2 separate regions of the Homo sapiens genome follow, and region 1 is linked to region 2. The links are chromatin loops, found by intact Hi-C in ENCODE. Cell type or tissue: mammary epithelial cell. All regions are shown on one strand. Links, peaks and the distances in the headings refer to the core of each region. The heading gives the core; the rest is flanking DNA.

Region 1 (5,374 bases), core at 74-5,073, 610 kb after region 2:
TTTGCTGCAGAAAGTGTCCTTTTAGTGGCTTCTTAAAATTGAGTGGCATTTTATAATGAACTTACCAATATAAAAACATGATTTGGTTCCTGAGCTGTTGTTGTTGGACTTGTGTTCCAATGAGTGACTAGGAAAAAATAAATTGGCAAAAACCTAGAGTTTTCTGCTATCTTTGCTGGAAATGAGTTGCAAAAGTTTTTCTCAAGATGTAGTGCGTAATTGATCAGAGCAAAACATGCAGAGCCCTTAGCAGAAACCCACTTTAATGCATTTTCTTCATATCCCTAAAGTTCCTTAAAAATATGTGACAATGCATCAGGAAGAGGAGAACTGAAGAGTAGAAGTTCCCTTGCAGATTTTTTTATCAGTGACATGTAATGAGCAATTCACAGATGAGCGCAGGCAGAGCTCTGTGTGCCGTGTACATATGGACCGTGCTATGATGTGTCTCACATTGGATGATATTCCACTTTGGGAATTTTAGTATTTGTATATAGAAAATGGGTTTAATAACTCACCATGGTTTTGATTTGTCTTATATTCGTTATTTCTTAAAACTCTTGTATGTGTTTTTATAATAAAAAATAAAAGTAAGCCATGGATATTACTGTTCTGATTATTAGAGTGAAACTGGGTGTTACTTCTGCTCTACCAAGGGTGAAGAAGACATCTAACCAAAGATAGAAGAAAATGGTCATTCCTAAAGAGACCTGCCTTCTGGTGATAGAAACATTGCATTGCCAGTACTTACCCAGCTTTGAGTATTTACGGAGATGCTCTTTAGTGATACCAGATGCCAGATAATTAAGTGTTTACAGGCCCTCATGATTGGATTTTTTGTTTAATTACAGCTGCTGCCCTTTAACAATTGCATTTGGCAGCAATTTTGTTACTCCTTCCTTAAGTAATTATAACAGGCAGAACTGAAATTTTTAAATCACTTGGTTGTCCTTTCGGAAGCTTTGTGTTGATAGTCATTCTTACTACCAATATGTTGAACATACTCTGCCAGGTGCCTTGCTGGGAGGAGCTAGTCACATGGCATTTGGGTAGAGGAAAATCCTAAACGAGTGGTCACCCAGTATATACAACAATCATAAATTGGGGAAATAGCAACAAAGAAAACCTGGAGCTTTGCGTATAGAGTAGCAGGGTAGATGCCTCTTTCCACATCGTGGTCGAAGAGGATCTCTCTGAGGAGGTAACATTACAAGGACCTGGATGGAGGGACCCAGACTTGAAAGCAGGCAGGAGGAATGTCCCTGCTGGGGCAGCCCTGCAAGGCAACAATCCCATGAGTGCCAGAAGGAGTCTGCTGGAGCCAAAACACCTGTCACGTGTCCATGGGATCAGGTTAGATAACTGCCAGTCACTCAAGACAGCTGGGAGCACTTTCATGCTGAGTGGCATCTGAGGCTCCAGGGAGATTGAGTGGAGGTGTCACGTGCGATAGTTCACTGGAGCTGTTCTGATGAAAAGGGATGTGAGAAGGGCAAGAGGTGAAGTGGAGAGACCTGTTAGGAGGCGACTGCAACAGGTGGAGCTGGGAGCTGACGGTTGTGAGGGTGCAGATGACAAAGGGCAGATGGACTTCACATCTATTGGGGTAGAATTGATGCTGTGTTCATGAAGTTCCGGGGAAGAATCAGGGAAGACGTCCAGGTTACTGAGTTGAGCACCTGGAGTTGGGGATAGATGCACACAGGTTTAGGAATTACAGGTGGTAGGAATCACGACTCGAGCTTTCCATTTGGGACATGGGAACCATAAGACCTCCAAGGAGAGGTGGCAGGGAACCTTTACAGGAAAAACTATATAGAAGGGATGTGACAGAGCTTTGGAAGTTGATAGCATATGGAGACTACTTAAAGCTCTGTGTGTGTATTTCTGCGTTCACCTAGGGAGAAAAATAACTTCCCCCCAGTCCCTCCTATAATTTGAAGTGCCATGGGAGAGGGAGAAGATGAAAGACGGGGCAGGAGGTGTTTTGGGAGGAAACTTGTCAGTCATGTATTGTCCAGGCACTTGGCTACCGATGTGGCTGGAAGCTGCAAGGTCAGGTGAGGTGAGTGACCTTGGTGAGCATCTCCCACATACTGATGGGCTTGGAATGGGTGGCACAGGGAGTGGGAAGTAAGGAAGAGAGAAGAGCAGGGCGTGGTCCACTGAGTTTGTGGAAATTGTGCTTAGTGAGTGGATTTGTCAGGTGGTTCAAACATGTTAAACCTCAGCAGTCGTATGTGTTTTTAATTAATGGAGAGGAGGGGCACTGTCGTTTATTAGCACCCGTGCTGACTTTTGCTTGCCATACTTGTTCCTTGAGTTTACTTGGCAGCATCCACTCCATATGAACTGATGACGACAAATAATAGGCTTGAAGTTGCCCACTGTACTGTGTTATCCCCAGAGAGTGGAAAGGTTTTAAGCTGTTATTAATTTCTAGTACCGAAACAGAACATTATTTTAACGTTTTATTACTTGAACCAAAAAAAAAGACTAAAACTGTAAACACAAAAATGAACACTTTTCAGCCTGGAGTTAGATGAGGCTTTCAACTGGTGCTTGGCGGCTCAAGCTGGTTCCCCTGCAGCTTGATAAGCCTTTCAGTGCAGAGGTAAGCAGGAGACACTGAATCAGGCTGCGCTGGGCAAAGGCAGAGATTCTCGGAGCGTCTGCACATGATGGTATTTGCGTGGGAAGCCAGGGCAGCAGTGAAGAGGGTGAAAATGGTCAACAGAGTGTGGACGGACAGCAAGATGATTACACACTTCGGAGTGTCATTTTTCACAGAGAAAGTACTCTGTTACATTGTTTGTTTTTTAAAATAGGATGTGGCAGTGTAATTCAGCAAGTTCAATATTTAAGGAACATGAAATAGAAATAAATTCATACCTGGACTTGGAAAGAACTGCACTGTAGCCATTAGAGGGCACTGTAGACTCACCCATGAACAAACCATCCGGAAGAGACAGGGAACCTTAACTGGAGAGGTCGTCTGGGTGCAGAATTTGGCGCTCTGAGAGCCTTTCTATCAGGGAAGCATTTCCATTCACGTTTGGGGTGTTCCTTGCACTTCCTAGGGCCATTATTAATAAGTAAATGGGGAAAATGTGTGGATAGAATAACATGTAAAGTTCGTGTTTAAGAGCACATTTCAAAAAAGAAAAAAGCAAATACTTAAGTCCTTTGATCAAAAAACAACAAGAAGAAAGGGAAGGAAGGGAGAAAGAAGAAAAGAAAGAGAAAGAGAAAAAGAAAGGAAGGAAAGAGGAAAGAAAAAGAGAAAGAAAAAAAGAGAAAGGAAAGAGAAGGAAGGAGGGAGGGAAGGAAGGAAGGAAGGAAGGAAGGAAGGAAGGAAGGAAGGAGGGAGGGAGGGAGGGAGGGAGGGAAGGAAGGAAGGAAGGAAGGAAGGAAGGAAGGGAAGGAAGGAAGGAGAAAGACAAGCAAGTGACCAGGTGAGTAATTGGTAGTGGCAGTGAAGTGAATGGCAGGTTGTGTCACTCTCCTCTGATGAACTGGCAGGCAAAGAAACTAGTCAATTAAGTCATCCTGCCCACATTGAACATTACTTTTTTCAAGCATCCCTGACGCATTATCTTGTGTAGAACCATATTACAAAGAATTTATAGTGCGAATAGAGCTCACACCTGGAAATCTAATCAACCGCCCTCATTAAGACTTAGGATGCAACAATGTTTCAATGAGGGGTGTTTTAAAAATTTAGGAGAAAGTTGAAAAAGTCAGATCTATAAACTTGTAAATGCTTTCCTCTCTTGCTTGCTTCCATCTACCTGACGCTTTCTCAAGGAAATTCAGAGTGCATAATTGTGAAACAAGAAGTTCATTTTCTTGCCCCTCCAAGGGGAATTTTGAGGAATTAAAGCGCCCTCACTGTATTGTAGTCAGTTTGTTTTGCACAACGAAATAGGTTCTGATGACAGAGGCAAAAACAGAAGTGTGAGTGAAGAGCCATAAAAATGATATAATTCAGTTTTCTATGAAAATGAATGCTTTTGCTTGCTTTCATGAAGAACTTTGTGTTTTTGTGAAGGACGTTAGTACCTTGGAATGCCTTGGCTCAGGCCACCTTGTCTTCCAAAGCACACAAGATGTGTCTCATCAGGGTGTCAAGGTGCCAGCGTTCACCCTGGAGCCCAGCTCTCATCAGCCATTCTCTTAACTGCACCTTTCGCGGGGCCTGTCGGCAGTGGGGAGCCTAAATCACACCTGGCTTCTTAGGACTGGAGATTCTAGAGCTTCACCCAAAACCCTTGAGTTTGAAACTCCGGGGGTGCCTCCCGGTGACATGGATGCCCCCAGCAGTTGGGTAGACACTGCCCAGTAAGTTCTCTGAGCATTGCGGCCTGCTCTGTTCTGCACCCGAGGTCTGCTCACCCTCCCCCTGCCTGAGCGGCCTCTGCCTTCTCAGCTGCTTTCTGTCTTCAGAGGGTCACAGCTCTGGTCTCTAGATGGCTTTCCCCACCGTCCCATCCCTTGATCCATTTCCATGGAAATTTGGAAAGAGGAGAAGGTAAGCTGTTCACTGCCTTCCACCACCTTGAACTGAATCCAGTCCCTAGCTGGTTTTGTTTTTAATTTTTCCCATAGTCTTTAAGAATATTACTTTTTCCTTAACAGTCATCAATTGCTGCTCTGAGATAACCTCACCCTAAATTACGAGTACACAACTGAAAAACTCAAAAGGGAAGGCGAGGAGCTGAGAATGTAAACCCTCAACTACCAGACCTTCCACAGCCATAAACGGACCCTCCTAGGTATTGTTTCTCTGTATTAATTATTGTTATACTATATCCATTTTAATAGTTTCACTTGTAATGCAATATATACTATTCTTGAATAGCCTCCTCTTGCCTGTGTATTATTGTATGCATATAGCAAATTAAACATTGAAACGGGTCGGCACTGGAATGCCCTCTCCCTGTCGCCCAGGCCCTGTTCTCCCGGGGCTGCACTGACTGGCGGGTCTTTGGCTGCCCTCGCAGAGATGCCCGGGCAGATGGAGGTCTCAGGGCTGAGGACACCGCCTTCGTAGCCCCGCCCTGGCGGCCCCGCCCGTAGCCTGAGGCCCTGAGGCCCAGCGGCCCCGCCCCCGCAGCTCCGCCCCCGCAGCCCCGCCCCTGCAATCCTGGTACCCGAAGCTGCGAACCCGCAGCGCAGGCCCAGCCTCCGCAGCGCCATCTCTGCAGCCCAGTCTCTGCAGCCCCGCCCCCGCAGCCCCACCTCCGAACCCACAGCCCCGCCTCCGACTCTGCAACCCCGCCCCGCAGGCCTGCCGGCAGGTGCCTAACAGTGACCTCGCCGTGCTGCACTCCCTGCGCGTTGGTCACTTACAGTCGTCGCAGAGGTGGATAAA
Region 2 (5,374 bases), core at 90-5,089:
ATGAAATGAGGCTTGCCATGCAGCGTTTAAGGAAACTGGGAAGGATATGAAAGGCATTTACATAATGATTTCCTTACATAATAAAAATGCTTAAACTTCACCGCCTTGAAAGAAAAATAAACTTCAGTTATGTGCCAAGTTAGTGTACATGGGACATCTCAGTTTTCTATTATGGGATGCATACGTTATACACTTAGAGGTATCTATATTCCCATGCTGGACCACACATGCAACAATTCAAGATGTATTTGTGCATAGTGTCCATTTGTAACTTGTGCTTTTTAAAAATTGTTTTACTTGCCATAAAAAGTAACTTTGACAATTTGTAATTTTGTTTAGGACTTGAATGGGAAAACTGTAGGCCTTTAGCAACTGCCGTTGCCTGGGAGCCAGTCATTTTTATAAATATTGGTTCCCGTCTCCCCTTAGTCGAAGTTTGCTGTGTTTGCTGTTTGTATTAACTGACTGAAATTTTTGTTCTTTTTTTTCTTGCTCTGTTTTAGAATATCTGTGCATGTGCAGGTTCCAGGGTGCCCTGCTGTGAGGAGCTGGCGGAGACTGATGCCTGAGGCCAGTCTCCCGGCAACTGCCCACAGCCTTGACCTGTTTACCTAAGATCAGCGGTTCACATTCAGGGATGGGTACTTTTTTTTTTTTCAATTTTTAACTTCACACTTGTAAATATTTGCTGGCTCTTTTTCTTTTTTAATAACAAAGGTTCTATTTGAAAAAGAAGCTTTGAAATTATTGTCTTACTTTAGAAGAAATGGCCAGAAACCCTCCCCCACCCTGCCTTGCTGCAATTATTGATGCTATTAATATGCCCAGGAAACGCTTCTTTCAGGTTGTTATAGCATCACGATGAAGAATTCTTGGCTAAAGAGGTTTCTGTCCTCCATGGGGGATCAGAACCGGCGACCCACAAAGCCTTTGGCTTCATTCCTGGTACCTTGTTCTATGCAATGAAACGTCCACCCAACCTTTCTCAGCCCGGGGCTTCCCCGAGCTCCTTCTCACAAAGACCTGATAACAGGAGGACTGTAGACCTTCATTTGCTTTCACCCTCAAAAGCATGCACACAGCCAACTGGGCGAGCAGATGAAAAGGTTAATCCCCCTCCTGGTCTCCACTCCACTCAGTAGAGAATGACCTGCTGTGATTTTCCTTTCCCCCATCTCCTACTTCTCCCTGGGGAAGTGCCAGGGTCCCCACCCCTGGAACTTGGCTGGCCATGAGGAGTCCTGTTTTCGTTTTAACCATCAGCTCTCAATTGATTCCAAACCAAAGGCGATGGGTTGCCTGTGAAACATAAACTAGGTGCTGCACCACGCACGTTTTGACCGACTGAAAATTTGAATTGCTAGAAAAGTGATTTATCCCATCTCAAGTTTCAATATGATTATTAAGTGAACTTCTTTTTTCCTTTTCTGGCAAGGGTTGAAAGAAAGGGTCAAGAATCAGCCCTGTTTATTTAGACAGTGGCATATTTCTTGATGGGCTAGGGATGACAACTGGCAGGTAGAGGTGGCCCCATGCAAACAGCAGGTGGAAGTGGGGGTGCTCAGCCTCTGTACTCTGAAGGGAAGTGGTCCGGTTGGCCCTGGGCGTGATGGGGCCCTAAGGAGTCACAGTTTGTCACATCCCAGGTGTGTCTCCGCCTAAGCCACCCTCGCAGCAGTCTCAGGCAAGGTCCTTGGGAGACCAGGCGGGGAGAGAGGGCCTCTGGCCAAGCTCCTTGCAGTCAGGGGAAGCTTGAGTCTCCAGGCCTCCCAGGACCCAGTCACTGACAGGGAACCAGCCCCCGCAGCTGGAAGCTGCCCCACCTCTAAAATCAGGTGGGGCTGCTGGAGCCAGGGCCACAGCTGCACTTCTGCTATTACAGAAGAGGTTGGTGCAACTGAGGTGGCCTGCTCTTGGCTTTGGGTGGTGACCGGGCTGGGAGGTTGGGCTTCTCCCTGAGATGGTCACTGCGTCAGGTATGAGGATGCCACACAGTCCTGCGCTCAATGGACACGTAACCTTGCACGAGGCCGACACATCGACAGATTGTCGCCTGGGCTGAGGAGTGGGCTGCAGCTGGGGCCCTCCTGAGGGTGACAGGGCCGGCTGGGAGGGTGAGCTCCCTGGGGAGCAAACACTGCATCGGGAGGATGGACTGTACCAGCCTGGCCTCCTAGAATGCAGAGCTCAAGCAGGTGGGCTGGGTCCAGGTTATGGACAGCACCTGCTAATAGGAGTCCTTCAAATTAACCTAAAGAACCAATATAAAGCCCTGGCCCAGAGCAAACAAAACATGGATGCTAACACTTTCTAATAGAGGATAACAGCAGAGAGGAAAGTCGACTGTGCACCGACAATCCCCAGCAGCAGCCACACAGCAATGCACTACACTGAGGCTCATTTCCAAGCCCCCTGCTCCTCTGACGTAGGCCCATGAGGTCCTAGGAAGAATTTATTCATCCTAGAAGGATGAATTAAATCTGTCTGACACTGGCCTGATTTTAGTACTGAAGGTCCTGCACCCCAGGAAGTCCCCAACTCGGTCCCAGGTAGACCAGGACAGTTGTTCACCCTAACTTGGAGGCTAGCTTTCAGACACCCAACACCCAATGCAGAGGGACAGGAAATTGGCCTCTCAGCCAAGCTGTTCCAGACCCGACCAGAAGAGGGCAGCCAAGGACCATGGCTGTGAAATAGACGTGGGGTTGCCAGGAATCTCCACAAACACAGGCCCTGGTCCACTTCCCAGGTCGAGGCCTCTTTTATGGACAGGGCTGGGGAGTGTAGACTTCGAGGGGATAGAACTCTAACATAGGTCCAATGAACCCACGGTCCCGGTGTTTGTGAAATGTCCTCGAAGTCCGGTCTCCCGTTCTGATATGCTTCAGTGTAAATTCTTCCTTAGCATTATTTGTTTTTATCAGATGTAAAGAATGAAGACGTCTTGTCATTTAACAAAAATGACAGCTGTGGTTTTGGAAGAAAAAAAAATTACGCCTTTTCATCAAGTATTTGGAGAATCACGGGACCCTTTAGAAGTCTCGTTGGTACTTTTTGTGCTGACACTGGCGGGGTGTGCAGCTGCCCCGACCATCAGCCCATCCCCGTCTGCGGGTGGAGATGGCTCATGGACAGGAGGCAACAACCCCGACGGGAGCAGCAGCTCCCGCAGGAGCCCACAGGGACATCCTCCTCTTCTTATCTGAGGCCTGCAAGTGCCAGTGCAGGAGCACCTCCTTGGGGCAGAGGGAGTGAGAGACAGGAAGGGGAAGGACTCAGCCCAGCACATGGGGGACCGTGGCAGGTGCACCAGGGGTGCCCCCGCAAGGGGCCGGCTGAGGTCAGAGGGGCTGCGACTCATGTAGCACCCACCTGCGGGGCTGACTCCAGAAACCAGGACCTGTGCCCAGGAAGCAGACCACCCTCCAGGCCATGCCCTTCCGGCATCAGTGAGGTGTGCAAACTGCTTGGCAACTGGGGTGCAAGGCCGGGCGCTCTCGAGGCCAATACATCAGCTGGTTTTATTCGTTAACACAGTGGTGCCTGGCATGGGGGAGGGCACTTAATAAACCTTTGTTGGATGAAGGGTTACGATCACCGACTAGCGCTGCTTTCTAGAACAATTTTCCTGGGAGTGCCCGGCCCTTGCTTTGCACCCTAAGTACTTTATATTGTCTTATGCTCTGCTAGGTTCCCAGGGCTGCCTGAAAACTTAAAATGAAATTGATAGCTCCAAGCAACAGAAAGGCTGGAGTGCTGGAGGGCAGAATTCTGAAATCAATGTGTCCATGGGGCCGTGCTCCCTCTGAAGGCTCCGGAGGAGACAATTGCCTTGCCTCTCCCGGCTTCTGATCCCTGTACGCATTCGGCAACTGGCTGCATCCCTCCATTCCCTTCTGACCTGGCCTTCTCCTCTTTTTTCCTGTGTCTCTCTGTGTCCAGATCTGTCTCTTATGAGGATATTCTCATTGGATTTAGGCCCACCCTCATCCAGTATAATCTCATCTCAATTCTTACCTTAATTCCATCTGCAAAGACCATATTTCTAAGTCAGGCAATGCTCCGAGGTTCCCAGTGTACAAGAATTGTTGGAGTACACCATTCACCCACTACACACACAGAGACAGCAGCCTCTGTGGCTGCCGACAGCACAGGCAGGCCCTATGTTAAACGCTTTCTTTGTGTTTTCACATTTTATTCTCAGAGTCACTCTATGAAGTAGGTTTTATTAGGATCACTCCCATTTTACAGGTAGAGACACTGAGGCAAGTTATGTCCCCTGTCCAAGGTCGGAAAGCTAAAAGGTGACAGAGCCAGGGATGGCCTCCAAATAGACATGAGCCAGCTGAGCCCTGCAGCCCCAGACATACCTGCCCCGTGTTGCCCCTCCAGATGGACTCGGCACTCAACTCTGCCAGAAAATGCCCCGGGACATGTTTAATAGATGATTAGAACTAGTTGAAGTTTTATTTTTTGTGACTACTTTGAAAATGCAGGACTATCCAGAACACTAATAGAGGATGAACAAAACCAGCTGTTGATATGTGGACATCCGTCCCTCTCTAAAATACTTGGCCTGCCACACACCAGAGGGAGTTCTCACTGATCTTAGATTCCTCAGTATGCCAAAGATGAGATCTTCCTAAACTTTTTGCTATAATTTGAAGGAGCATGACAAGTGAGGGCAAAACAAATTATACAAAAATTCTGAGCTTCGCACACTTCCTATGTAGAATGTTAGCCATGCAAGTAGCCTGACAAGGGTAGCCACGCTAACCACCAGCCCTTCCCTGGCACTTACAAGGGTAGCCACACTAACCACCAGCCCTTCCCTGGCACTTACTGGGGTACTAATGCGCTGGTAAAGTTAGGAGAGTCTGGAATGGCATAGCCATAGATATTGCCCAATCTGCTCCCATGAACAATGTCCCCTGGCCAAGCCGCCCTGTTGCTTGGAATCAAGGAATCGGGTGCAATGTCAGCTGATCCCTGAGCAGTGGCCTTCCACAACCCCCAGCCCCTGAAATGATGCAAACAGGCAAATTGCATCTTCCTTCTGGAACCAGGGTCATCCCACCCTCTTGTTACTACACAGCCAGCCTGCCCCAGCCCCTGGGTGGATACTCAGTTCCTGAATGTGACTCTGTGGGGCCACATGACGCACGGTGTCTTCCATCCTGGGAATGTGAGTGGATGTGACTAACATACCACTGCCAGCTGCATCTGCCCCGTGCTGGTGTGTGTTTGGCCATCTTCATAAGCCTGGAGCAGGACTTCCTCCCTCACCAATGGGATGAGGAGGAGGCCATTGGAAGCTCTACTCACCAGGTCCTGCAGAAACTCACAGTCCTTGAGGAAGCAGCCAACTTGGAAA

What was found. Peaks named below come from ENCODE experiments on the same cell type or tissue, not always from the same donor. Only the 100,000 strongest peaks of a DNase experiment are listed, where the experiment ranks them.
Region 1: it touches region 2 in a loop (18-fold over the local background); 2 of 110 quality-filtered maps call a loop at or near these places.

The regions. Positions count from the first base shown.
Region 1 is chr5:5,489,619-5,494,992 of GRCh38, forward strand. ICE1 (interactor of little elongation complex ELL subunit 1) reads left to right here. Exons shown (of 19, transcript NM_015325.3): 19 at 1-602. Among named protein-coding and RNA genes, the nearest start is that of ICE1, 70 kb to the left of the region's middle. RefSeq lists silencers at 5,165-5,214, 5,255-5,334. In mammary epithelial cell, for the core only: a CTCF peak has its summit at 2,935 (motif pointing right); no DNase peak of the experiment used is centred there.
Region 2 is chr5:4,877,222-4,882,595 of GRCh38, forward strand. No RefSeq gene overlaps it. Among named protein-coding and RNA genes, the nearest start is that of LINC02114, 110 kb to the left of the region's middle. RefSeq lists an enhancer at 2,537-2,606. In mammary epithelial cell, for the core only: a CTCF peak has its summit at 2,666 (motif pointing right); no DNase peak of the experiment used is centred there.